Linked DNA regions of Homo sapiens: region 1 is linked to region 2. The links are chromatin loops, found by intact Hi-C in ENCODE. Cell type or tissue: natural killer cell. All regions are shown on one strand. Links, peaks and the distances in the headings refer to the core of each region. The heading gives the core; the rest is flanking DNA.

The links. Hi-C counts contacts between places; a loop is a spot of excess contacts. Peaks named below come from ENCODE experiments on the same cell type or tissue, not always from the same donor. Only the 100,000 strongest peaks of a DNase experiment are listed, where the experiment ranks them.
Region 1: a loop joins it to region 2, with 19 times the contacts of the local background. A loop is called at or near these places in 5 of 110 quality-filtered maps.

The regions. Positions count from the first base shown.
Region 1 is chr22:24,601,320-24,606,703 of GRCh38, reverse strand. It overlaps GGT1 (gamma-glutamyltransferase 1), which reads right to left and starts at 3,511. Exons shown (of 16, transcript NM_001288833.2): 1 at 3,177-3,511. RefSeq lists enhancers at 2,201-2,290, 1,698-2,662, 2,663-3,628. In natural killer cell, for the core only: no CTCF peak of the experiment used is centred there; a DNase peak (open chromatin) is centred at 2,483.
Region 2 is chr22:23,674,717-23,680,100 of GRCh38, reverse strand. It overlaps the pseudogene GUSBP11. Among named protein-coding and RNA genes, the nearest start is that of RGL4, 14 kb to the left of the region's middle. In natural killer cell, for the core only: no CTCF peak of the experiment used is centred there; no DNase peak of the experiment used is centred there; H3K27ac peaks cover 1,242 bases.

The DNA of each region.
Region 1 (5,384 bases), core at 218-5,217, 930 kb before region 2:
TGGACAGAACCCACCAGACACACAACTGTGAGATCCTCAATAGCCCTAGGGTGGAGGTGCTGTGACCAAGTCCTTTCCCAGGCTATTCCTCCCCGTGAAGATCAGGGTGACTGGGAAGATGACAGGGCAGGAACCAAGGTCCCATGACCTGTCCCTGAAGGCTAGACAGCCAACAGGAACATCAGGGGATTTGGCCCTGCTAAGTGGCTGCATTCCATGGCAGTCAGCCAGGAGGGGTCTAAAGTGGAGAGCCACAGGGCTCTGTCCCCTGCCCCGGCCTGCTCAGCAGTTTCCTCTCTGCCTGAGAGCATATAAGACATGCATGTTCTCACTCATAGGTTGGAATTAAACAATGAGAACACTTGGACACAGGAAGGGGAACATCACACACTGGGGCCTGTTGTGGGGTGAGGGGAACGGGGAGGGATAGCATTAGGAGATATACCTAATGTAAATGACAAGTTAATGGGTGCAGCACACCAACATGGCACATGTATACATATGTAACAAACCTGTACGTTGTGCACATGTACCCTAGAACTTAAAGTATAATTTTATATATATAATACTATATATAATATATTTATATGATATATTATATAAATTATATAAATATAATATATGATATATTATATAAATTATATAAATATAATATATGATATATTATATAAATTATATAAATATAATATATGATATATTATATAAATTATATAAATATAATATATGATATATTATATGTAATATATTATATATAATATTATATATTATATATAATATATAATACACATCATATAATATTATATAATATATAATACACATCATATATTATATAATATATAATACACATCATATATTATATAATATATAATACACATCATATAATATATAATATATAATACACATCATATATTATATAATATATAATACACATTATATAATATTATATAATATATAATACACATTATATAATATTATATAATATATAATACACATTATATAATATTAAATATATAATACACATTATATAATATTAAATATATAATACACATTATATAATATTATATATATAATACACATTATATAATATTATATATATAATACACATTATATAATATTATATATATAATACACATTATATAATATTATATAATATATAATACACATTATATAATATTATATAATATATAATACACATTATATAATATTATATAATATATAATACACATTATATAATATTATATTATATATAATACACATTATATATTGTTATATAATATATAATACATATTATATAATATTATATAATATATAATACATATTATAATATTATATAATATATAATACATATTATATAATATATAATACATATTATATAATATATAATACATATTATATAATATATAATACATATTATATAATATATAATACATATTATATAATATATAATACATATTATATAATATATAATATAATACATATTATATAATATATAATATAATACATATTATATATTATATAATATATTACATATTATATAATATATAATATAATACATATTATATATTATATAATATATTACATATTATATAATATATAATATAATACATATTATATAATATACTTTATATATTATATATTACATATAATATATAATATATTACATATTTTATATATATATATGACATACAGGATTCACAGCAGCAGGTGGGCAGAAAGAAAGTCTGAGTGGGCAAAGGATGGCCCAGATCCCTGCAGCTGACCCCAAAAGGAAAACCCTGGGCTGGGGAAAGTAGGGAGACAGAGCTGCCTTCAATGGGGCACAGCTGAAGCCTGGCAGCAGCTGAGGATTCCAGAGAGGGGAGACAGGAGGGGAGGCACTTTATCAAAGGACATGTTAATAGAGGTAGGGCCTACAGAATGAAGGAGGCTTTTCCTCACATGCTGAGTGTGTCACATTCTGTCCCAGTCAGCCCTCTACCCCCTGAATGCAGAGAGGGCACCTAGGGGGAAGTGGGTCTGGGGAAGCCATGTCACCTGAGGAAGGACTGCAGGGGCTGGCCTAGAAGTCTTCTCCAGACCCCACAGCTCTTGTCCTGGGCACATAAGGTAGTGAGTTCCCTGTCCCGAGAAATGTGCAAGCCTCACTCACCCAGAGACACAGACTCTGGTGTCAGTATCACCCACTTCCAACACACGTGCAAGCACGTGCGCACACACACAACTGAGCCTCATTTAGGCTGAGCAGAGCAGCTTCCCAGGATGCAGCAGAGAGAGGAGTATGAGGAAGAGGTAGACACGGCAGCCAGTCTGAAGTTTCCTGGTTAATCCTTCAACCCAGCTTGATGGCTTTGTCACCACAACCCCAGAGCCACAAGGGTGAAACCAGAGCACAGCCCCAACCCCATTCACAGGCAGGAAACTGAAGCTTAGACAAAAGGGATTTTACGAGGTCAGCTGGCCCCAGGAAGTCTGCAGACCTGCGGGTAAGCCCAGGACCCACCCACCCCTTACCCTGCCAGCCCCCAGCCTGGAGTCGCTATCCCTCGATATGAGAATGCACAGATCTCTGGCGTCTTCCCCAGGACTGCCTACAGCCCTGGACTGGATGCTTACTACCCAGACGTGGAGTTGGAATCTGTCTCTCACAGTTTCCACCCTTGCGGCACAGAGCCGAGAATCAGAAAAAACACCCCTTCAGTAAGATTTAATAACCACTACCTGCTGGAAACCTGTCGAAAGAACTATATATATCCCTATATATATAGCTGAGAGGTGGCAGGCGCCCCCTGGAGTTGGGCAATGACCCCTCGCACAACCGGCCCTGCCCCACCCCAATCCACAGCCACAAACAGAACCCAGGAGCGAGGCAAGCATGGCCCAAGGACACAGGGTCCCCCAACCCCATCACAGCTCTGGCTCTACTCCAGAGCTGACCCCCCGCCCCCACTCAGGGCTGCCAGATCCTCCAGGGCCTGTCTGTTCATGCTGCACTCTTTCCTCTTAATTCCAAGAAGCCACGGCTCTCTCAAGAGCTTCTTCGCACAAGTCAGGTGACTCCCCCCAGCCCTCCTTCACCCACTCGCATACCTCACTCAAACTCACATAAACTCATCAGCCAAGAAACAGAGGCCCCCAGCCCAGACCCAGTCGGATAAAGAACCCAGGGCTCTGCCCACCTGTGGGATCCTTCTGCAGGATGCGCCCACACAAGTCTTGCCCCCTTCACCCCGAAGTGCAACTCACTCCCACTGCACGGGTACATAAACCGAGGCTTGGAGAGGAAGAGGAACTCCTCTAGAGCGCAGCAAGCATATGGCAGAGCTGAGAATGGGACTCAGGCCTCCAGACACTCATGGGAGTGCCCTGACCTGAGCTTCCCCACCTATGATGTCCACCAGCTCAGAGAGGGTGAGCGGCGCCTCTGGGTCACACAGCACTGGGGCACAGCCAACTGCTCTCACTTCTGGGCTCACCCGACGCCCGGTCTGGTCATCCAGCAGCACACCAAAACCAAGCTAAGATTCCCTGCTGTGACCCAGCTCCTCCTTCCCTCCCCTAGTGGCCTGGGGGCGGGGCGGGGGGAGGGGAGGCTTTAAAGGCACAGGAACTGCTGCAGGTGGGATGTGGGCTGGCTCCTGGTCCCATCCCTGAGGCTGTGATCTGGGACCGCTGCAGGCTGCAGGTGTCTCTGAGCCCGGTGGGGTCTCAAACCCTGAATGAGAGACCTGAACTCTGAAAGCCTCGGTGGGGCTGAATGAGGCTGGGTTTCAGCGGGAGGCAGATTAGACCAAAGGTTCCCTGGGAGATGGGGCCACAGAGCTGGGCTGCAGCCAGATGCCCACGCCAGGAGGGGCTGGAGATGTAAGCATCTGAGGCCCCACAAGGTCTGAGGAGCCTAGTTCACCTCTACAACCCCAGGGCAGGGGATGCCTCTCCTAACAGGCCCTCTCCCCAGCTTGCAGGACTACAGGTGGGGCTCTAGGAGCTGTCACTCCAAGGACCCTGGTCACCTGGACTGAAGGGAGTCACATAATCCAGGAGGGTCCTTCCTTGACCCCCAATTTCAGGGGTCTGAGCAAACAGGCTGACCGAGGACCCCAGGCAACGGAAGCAGGGGGATGAGGCCCATCTGTCCATCTCATGCCCTCACCTGCTCTGCCCCATTCAATGAGATGGGGTGGGTGCCCCCACAGCGCTGGCAGGCCGAAGCCTCTAAGCCCTCAGATCGAGGTCCACACATGGTCTGCAGCCTGCCAGTATTGTCACTCTTAGCAAGGCTCACGCTTACGTTCCTTCTTTCATTCCATCATTCATTCTCCCATCAAATCCTGGCCCCTCCAGATTCTTCTCTCAAGGAGCCCTGACCTGGCTGGGCATGAGAGTATGGTCACCCCAGGGGGAAGAGCCCTAGGGAAGGGGCAGACACCAGAATAGGGGCCTTGGGAATCCAGCCCGAGCTGGGATTGGATTTGGGGAGGACCTGCCAGGCGGAAGGAACCACCTGAGCCTGAAGGCCAGGAAATGGAGCCTTTTCCAGGAAGTGAGGGCTGCAGGGGACCTCTTGACCACCCTAGGCCCGTCCTGAGCCCCGAGGTGTCAAAGCTGGAAAAGGAGGTGGCCGAGCTAAGACGTTCAAGGCCAGGCCAGTGTGGACTTTGAGAGCCCTGGGAGGCTGGTGAATGTGTCACCGGGCCCAGTAACCCATTAACCCTGGCTCACTCATTAAGACCCTGGTGGGTGTCCATTAGCTCCTTGGCCAGTTACAGGAGCTGGGCAGAGGGTAGGGGTCATGGGAAGAAGGGAGTGCTGATTGGGGTGCTAGGTAGAGGCTGGCTGAGCTGGCTCTTTTGTGTCCTTGTTCCTTGAGGAGGGTTCCAGGGCCAAGCTGGCCTCCAGCCAGGGGCAGCTGCCAACACAGCCCGGGGCGGGTGCCGCCCCACCATCCTAGTGACTTTCATCTCCTTATCACCCTTGTGTGCTGGCACCAGCAGCCCACAGTGCCTCAGGGGCCTTGGCCAGACAGGAGGCTCAAAGGGCCAGTCCAGTGCCTGGCTCAGCATCCAGCCACACAGTCCCTCTGAGAAATGGGCCCACTGTGGCCTCCAAAGCCCAGTCTGTTTCAACGGGCTGGGATCTGCCCCACCTCTGTATCTGGGAAAACAAGGCCCTGGTGGGGCAAGAAGGGAGCTCCTGGCATAGGAACCTGCAGCCTGAGAGGGGAAGGGACCTGCCCAAAGCCACTCGGCAAGAGAGTGACCCATGACACCAGGAAGGCTGTGCAAACCACTTCCTGCAACTGGCATCTCATTGCAGCCCCACCCCCACTGACAGGTCCAAGAAGCTGACAACACTGAATACCAGCAATCACCCAGAAAGCCTCATGC
Region 2 (5,384 bases), core at 332-5,331:
CACTTGGGGAGCAGGATCCAGAGAATAGCTCCTGGCCTGAAGTGTGGACAGCCGTGAGGATTCCTGCTAAAGACACAGGCAGGATACATCTGCTGGCACACGGTGTTTCGTGTCTTGTATCCTTCTACGTGATACCAATGGCACTATTGGCTTCATGGGGACTATTTTAGTCGTGTGAATGTTAGATGTATAAGTGAACTAAGGCCAGCCGAGGGCACAGTGGTGTGTCAGTGTCACTAATCATCAGAGAAACACAAATCAAAACCACAATGAGATCTCACCCCAGTTAAAATAGGCCTTTGTCAAAAAGACAGGCAATAATGAACACTGGTGAGGACGTGGGGAAAGGGGAGCCCTCAAACACTGTTGGTGGGAATGTAAACTCCCGACCTCAAATGATCCGCCGGACTCCTCAGCCTCCCAAAGTGCTGCTGAGATTACAGATGTGAGCCACCGTGCCTGGCCACAAATGGTATCGTTTTATTTTATATGCAATGGTTCGTTTCAAGTATATTGAATACAGTTCCCTTCTGCCTGTTTGTGTTGTATCACAAAACTCATATTGAAGCTCTAAAACCAGAGCATTTGTAAGCCACTCCTGGATTTTGAATGGGGCATGGATGGACTCAACCTCTTTTAATTCCTCCAAAGAATCCCATGAGATTTAAAAAAAACTTTCACTTTAGATTCAAGGGGTACATGTGCAGGTTTGTTATGTGGGTATATTGTGCAGTGCTAAGGTTTGGGGTATGAATGATCCCCAGCACCCAGATAGGACCCAATATGTAGGTTTTCAGCGCTTGCCCCTCTCCCTCTCAGCCCCTGCGGTTGTCCCCAGTGTCTATTGTTCCATCTTGATGTCCATGTGTACCCAGTGCTTGGCTCCCACTTGAAGTGAGAACGTGGTATATGGTGGCTCACGCCTGTAATCCCAGCACTTTGGGAAGCCGAGGCGGGCGGATCACAAAAAAAAAGATAAAATAAATAAAGGCTACAAATAAACAGTCAGATGAAGAGATAATATAAGGCAAAGACTGGAAGACTCCCAAGTACAGAAGTTTCTGTCCTAATGGAGTTGGACACATGGATGAGTTGGGTTTTTTTGTTGTTGCCCAGGCTGGAGTACAGTGGCACTATCTCAGCTCACTGCAGCCTCTGCCTCCCATGCTCAAGTGATCGTCCCCCTCAGCCTCCCAAGTAGCTGGGACCACAGGCATATGCCACCATACCCAGCTAATTTTTTTTTTTTTTTTTGTAGAGATGGGGTCTCTCTATATTGCCCAGGCCGGTGGTGAACTCCTGGGTTCAAGCCATTCACCCACCTCGCCCTCTGGAAGTGCTGGGATTATAGGCATGAGCCACTGCGCCTGGCCTTGGATGAGTTCTTATTCACCTTCCTGTCGGCCTCCACATGAAGCTCCCCAAACCTTGTCCTCTTTGGTCTTGTAAAAAAATATATATAATTAAAAAATTAAAGACAGGGTCTTACTATGTTGCCCAGGCTGGTCTTAAACTCCTGGTCTCAAGTGATCCACCCACCTCGTCCTCCCTTAGTGCTGGGATTACAAGATTAGAGATGCCAGCTGTCAGGTGGCTAGGTAGATTCAGTGTAAAGTCCTAGAAGATGCATTTTAGTAAAAACAGCTAGCCACCTGACAGCTGGCATCCATCCATTCAGTGAAGATTGTTGTGCACTGTGGATACTGTGGAGGGGGCAGCAGTCGCAGCCGGCCTGCAGAGTGAGATGCAGTGCCGGAGGGCTTCAGGAGGAGGTGGCATTGTGATTGGTGTCTGAAGAGTGTCTCCATGATAATGGAGTCAGTGCAAAGTCCCAAAGACCGGGAAGGAGCAAGGGGAAAGGACGGTTCATATCCAGCTGCCCCACTCCAAAAAAAAAAAGGAGGAAAGGACGGGTGCCAGCAAGGTAGGACAAGGGGGACCTCTGGAGTGTTTTTTTTCCAGTGGGGGAGGGGTGTGCTCAGATTTGCATGCCGATTGCCAGGGCTGCAGTAGGGAAACAGCAGAGGGGCTGGGACCTGTGATTGGGAGTCTCCAGGTGAGAGGGGTGGCCTGTGGGGACTGGGGATCAGGTGAGGCTGGGAGTGGGGTATAGAGGTGGGAGCAGCTGGACAGGCCCAGTGAGGATGCAGGGGCAGCTGCCCAGGGCTAGACTCTGGCTGCCCTGGTGGTAGGAGGTCTGGGGAGGCAGCTGCTTAGCTCAGGCTTGGGCACGTCCATCTGGTGTGTCTGAAACATAAGCCAGCAGGGCGCAGACTCGTCAGTGAGAACATTCCTGAGCCCAGTATCCAAGAAGCAAGGGAGGTCGGGAAGGTGCTGCTATGAGGCAGGGGGAGGTCCCCAAAAGTCCAGATGAGAGCATGGCGTGCGTGGAAAGTGCTGCGCAGTTTTGGCATCAGTGAAGTCACGGGGCTGTGTGTGAACAGGTGTGCTTGGGCATGTCACCAGGGAGGCCTTGAGACATGAGCGGGTTCGGGTTGGCTTTCCTGGAGACCAGGACGTGGGATAGTGTCGGGGCTGAGGCATGGACAGTCTTCCTGCACCCCCAACCCCTCCTTGGAGCTTTCAGACACTGCAGATAATTACCAGGTGATGTGATAAATACTACCTGTGGAGGGTGCCTGGTCAGGGAGGACAGGGCGGCCAGGAGGGGTACCCTTTGGGCCCCTGCTCTGAGCTGCTCATCAGGAAAGGTGAGAAGCTCCTACAGGCCTGGTGTCAGAGCCTGGCGAGACCCTGTGAGGTCTTGAAAGTAGCAGATGCTCCCTACAGTCTGTGCGTGGCCGTCTCAGGGAATCCACCTAGTAACTGTTCTAGTTATCCCTGCTCTCTAGGTAGGAGACTGAGGCCAGGAAGGGAAAGGCTGCTGTGATACCCACACTATCAGTGGCTGGGGTTGAGTTTGAACCCAGGGACTCTAGGGCCCATGCCTCTGCCATCCTGCCTCTGAGTTTGGGAGTTGGACTTGTTCCATCAAGTGCCAGGCCAGCCCTGCTGCTGGGTGCTCCCAGGCATTCACAAGCTGACAATTCTGAAGGGCCCACGCACTTGGCCATGCTTCAGTCTGTGTCCTCACATCACAGGTGGGTGCTGGAATAACAAATGCTACAAATGGCACTGGGGGTGTTGGCCAGGCTCTGGGGGCACAGGAGCTCTGCCCATGCCCACAGTTGGCCTGTGCTGACCTCCCTCCGTCAAGCTGAGTGGCACCAGCCCTTCCATTGAGCTGAAGTCTTCCTCCCATTCCTTCAGTGTGGTCTTTGTGGCTCAGAGAATTTGTGGCCAGGTACAGGATCTGGGGTGGCCCCTGTTTCTCTGCTCTGTGGCCTTTGACAGTGGGCAGGATCTGAGGCCAGGCCCACCTGCAGCAGGTGTTACAAAGAGGCAAATTGGCACTTAATGTTGGGAAGAACTCGCCAACCAAACACAGTCCCACTATCTTTGGAGGTAGTGAGCTCCCCATTGGGGAAGGTATGTAAGCTGACCTTTCTGGGATGCTGGAAGATCAGAGGGCAAACACTTGAGATTCCGTGATCCTAATATTGACTCCAATGCTATGATGCTTGGATTTGAAGTCAGTTCTATTTAGCCAGTTTACCAAGTGTCTCCTTGGTGCAGGACACCAGGAGACACAAAATGTCCTAGATAATATTGGGTTTCTGGCTCCCAGGGGTCCCTGAGATGTTGTTCCAGCGGTTCTGGAGTATGGGCCAGGCACAGCTTGCATCTGGACCCATCCGCATTGCTCGCTCATTGTGAGCCTCATGACTGCAGTTCAGGATGTCATGCCCCCATGGCCCACTCAGGGCACGAGGATTTCCGGGTGATTCCTGTGGTCAGCTTCCTGGACCTGACAGTGGGGTGGGGCTGCAATGAGACGCCAGTTGCAGGAAGTGGTTTGCACAGCCTTCCTGGTGTCATGGGTCACTGTCTTGCCGAGTGGCTTTGGGCAGGTCCCTTCCCCTCTCAGCCTGCAGGTTCCTATGCCAGGAGCTCCCTTCTTGCCCCACCAGGGCCTTGTTTTCCCAGATACAGAGGTGGGGCAGATCCCAGCCCGTTGAAACAGACAAGGCTTTGGAGGCCACATTGGGCCCATTTCTCAGAGGGGCAGTGTGGCTGGGTGCTGAGCCAGGCACTGGACTGGCCCCTTGAGCCTCCTGTCAGGCTGAGGCCCCCGAGGCACTGTGGGCTGCTGGTGCCAGTACACAGGAGTGATAAGAAGATGAAAGTCACTAGGATGGTGGGGCGGCACCCCCGCCGGGCTGTGTTTGCAGCTGCCCCTGGCTGGAGGCCAGCTTGGCCCTGGAACGCTCCTCAAGGAATAAGGACACAGAGAGCCAGCTCAGCCAGCCTCTACCTAGCACCCCAATCAGCACTCCCTTCTTCCCATGACCCCTACCCTCTGCCCGGCTCCTGAAACCGGCCAAGGAGCTAATGGACACCCACCAGGGTCTTAATGAGTGAGCCAGGGTTAATGGTTTACTGGGCCCGGTGACACATTGACCAGCCTCCCAGGGCTCTCAAAGTCCAGACTGGCCTGGCCTTGAAGGTCTTAGCTCGGCCACCTCCTTTTCCAGCTTTGACACCTCGGGGCTCAGGACGGGCCTAGGGTGGTCAAGAGGTCCCCTGCAGCCCTCACTTCCTGGAAAAGGCTCCATTTCCTGGCCTTCAGGCTCAGGTGGTTCCTTCTGCCTGTCAGGTCCTCCCCAAATCCAATCCCACCTCCGGCTGGATTCCCAAGGGCCCTATTCTGGTGTCTGCCCCTTCCGTAGGGCTCTTCCCCCTGGGGTGACCATACTGTCTCATGCCCAGCCAGGTCAGGGCTCCTTGAGAGAAGAATCTGGAGGGGCCAGGATTTGATGAGAGAATGAATGATGGAATGAAAGAAGGAAGGTAAGTATGCACCTTGCTAAGAGTGACAATACTGGCAGGCTGCAGACCATGTGTGGACCTCGATCTGAGGGCTGAGAGGCTTGGGCCTGCCAGTGCTGTGGGGGCACCCACCCCATCTCATTGAATGGGGCAGAGCAGGTGAGGGCGTGATGGATGGATGGGCCTCATCCCCCTGCTCCCACTGTCTGGGGTCCTCTGTCAGCCTGTCTGCTCAGACCCTTGAAATTGGGGGTTGAGGAAGGACCCTCCTGGATCATGTGACTCCCTTCAGTCCAGGTGACCAGGGTCCTTGGAGTGACAGCTCCTAGAGCCCCACCTGTAGCCCTGCAAGCTGGGGAGAGGGCCTGTTAGGAGAGGCATCCCCTGCCCTGGGGTTGTAGAGGTGATCTAGGCTCCTCAGACCTTGTGGGGCCTCAGATGCTTACATCTCCAGCCCCTCCTGGCGTGGGCATCTGGCTGCAGCCCAGCTCTGT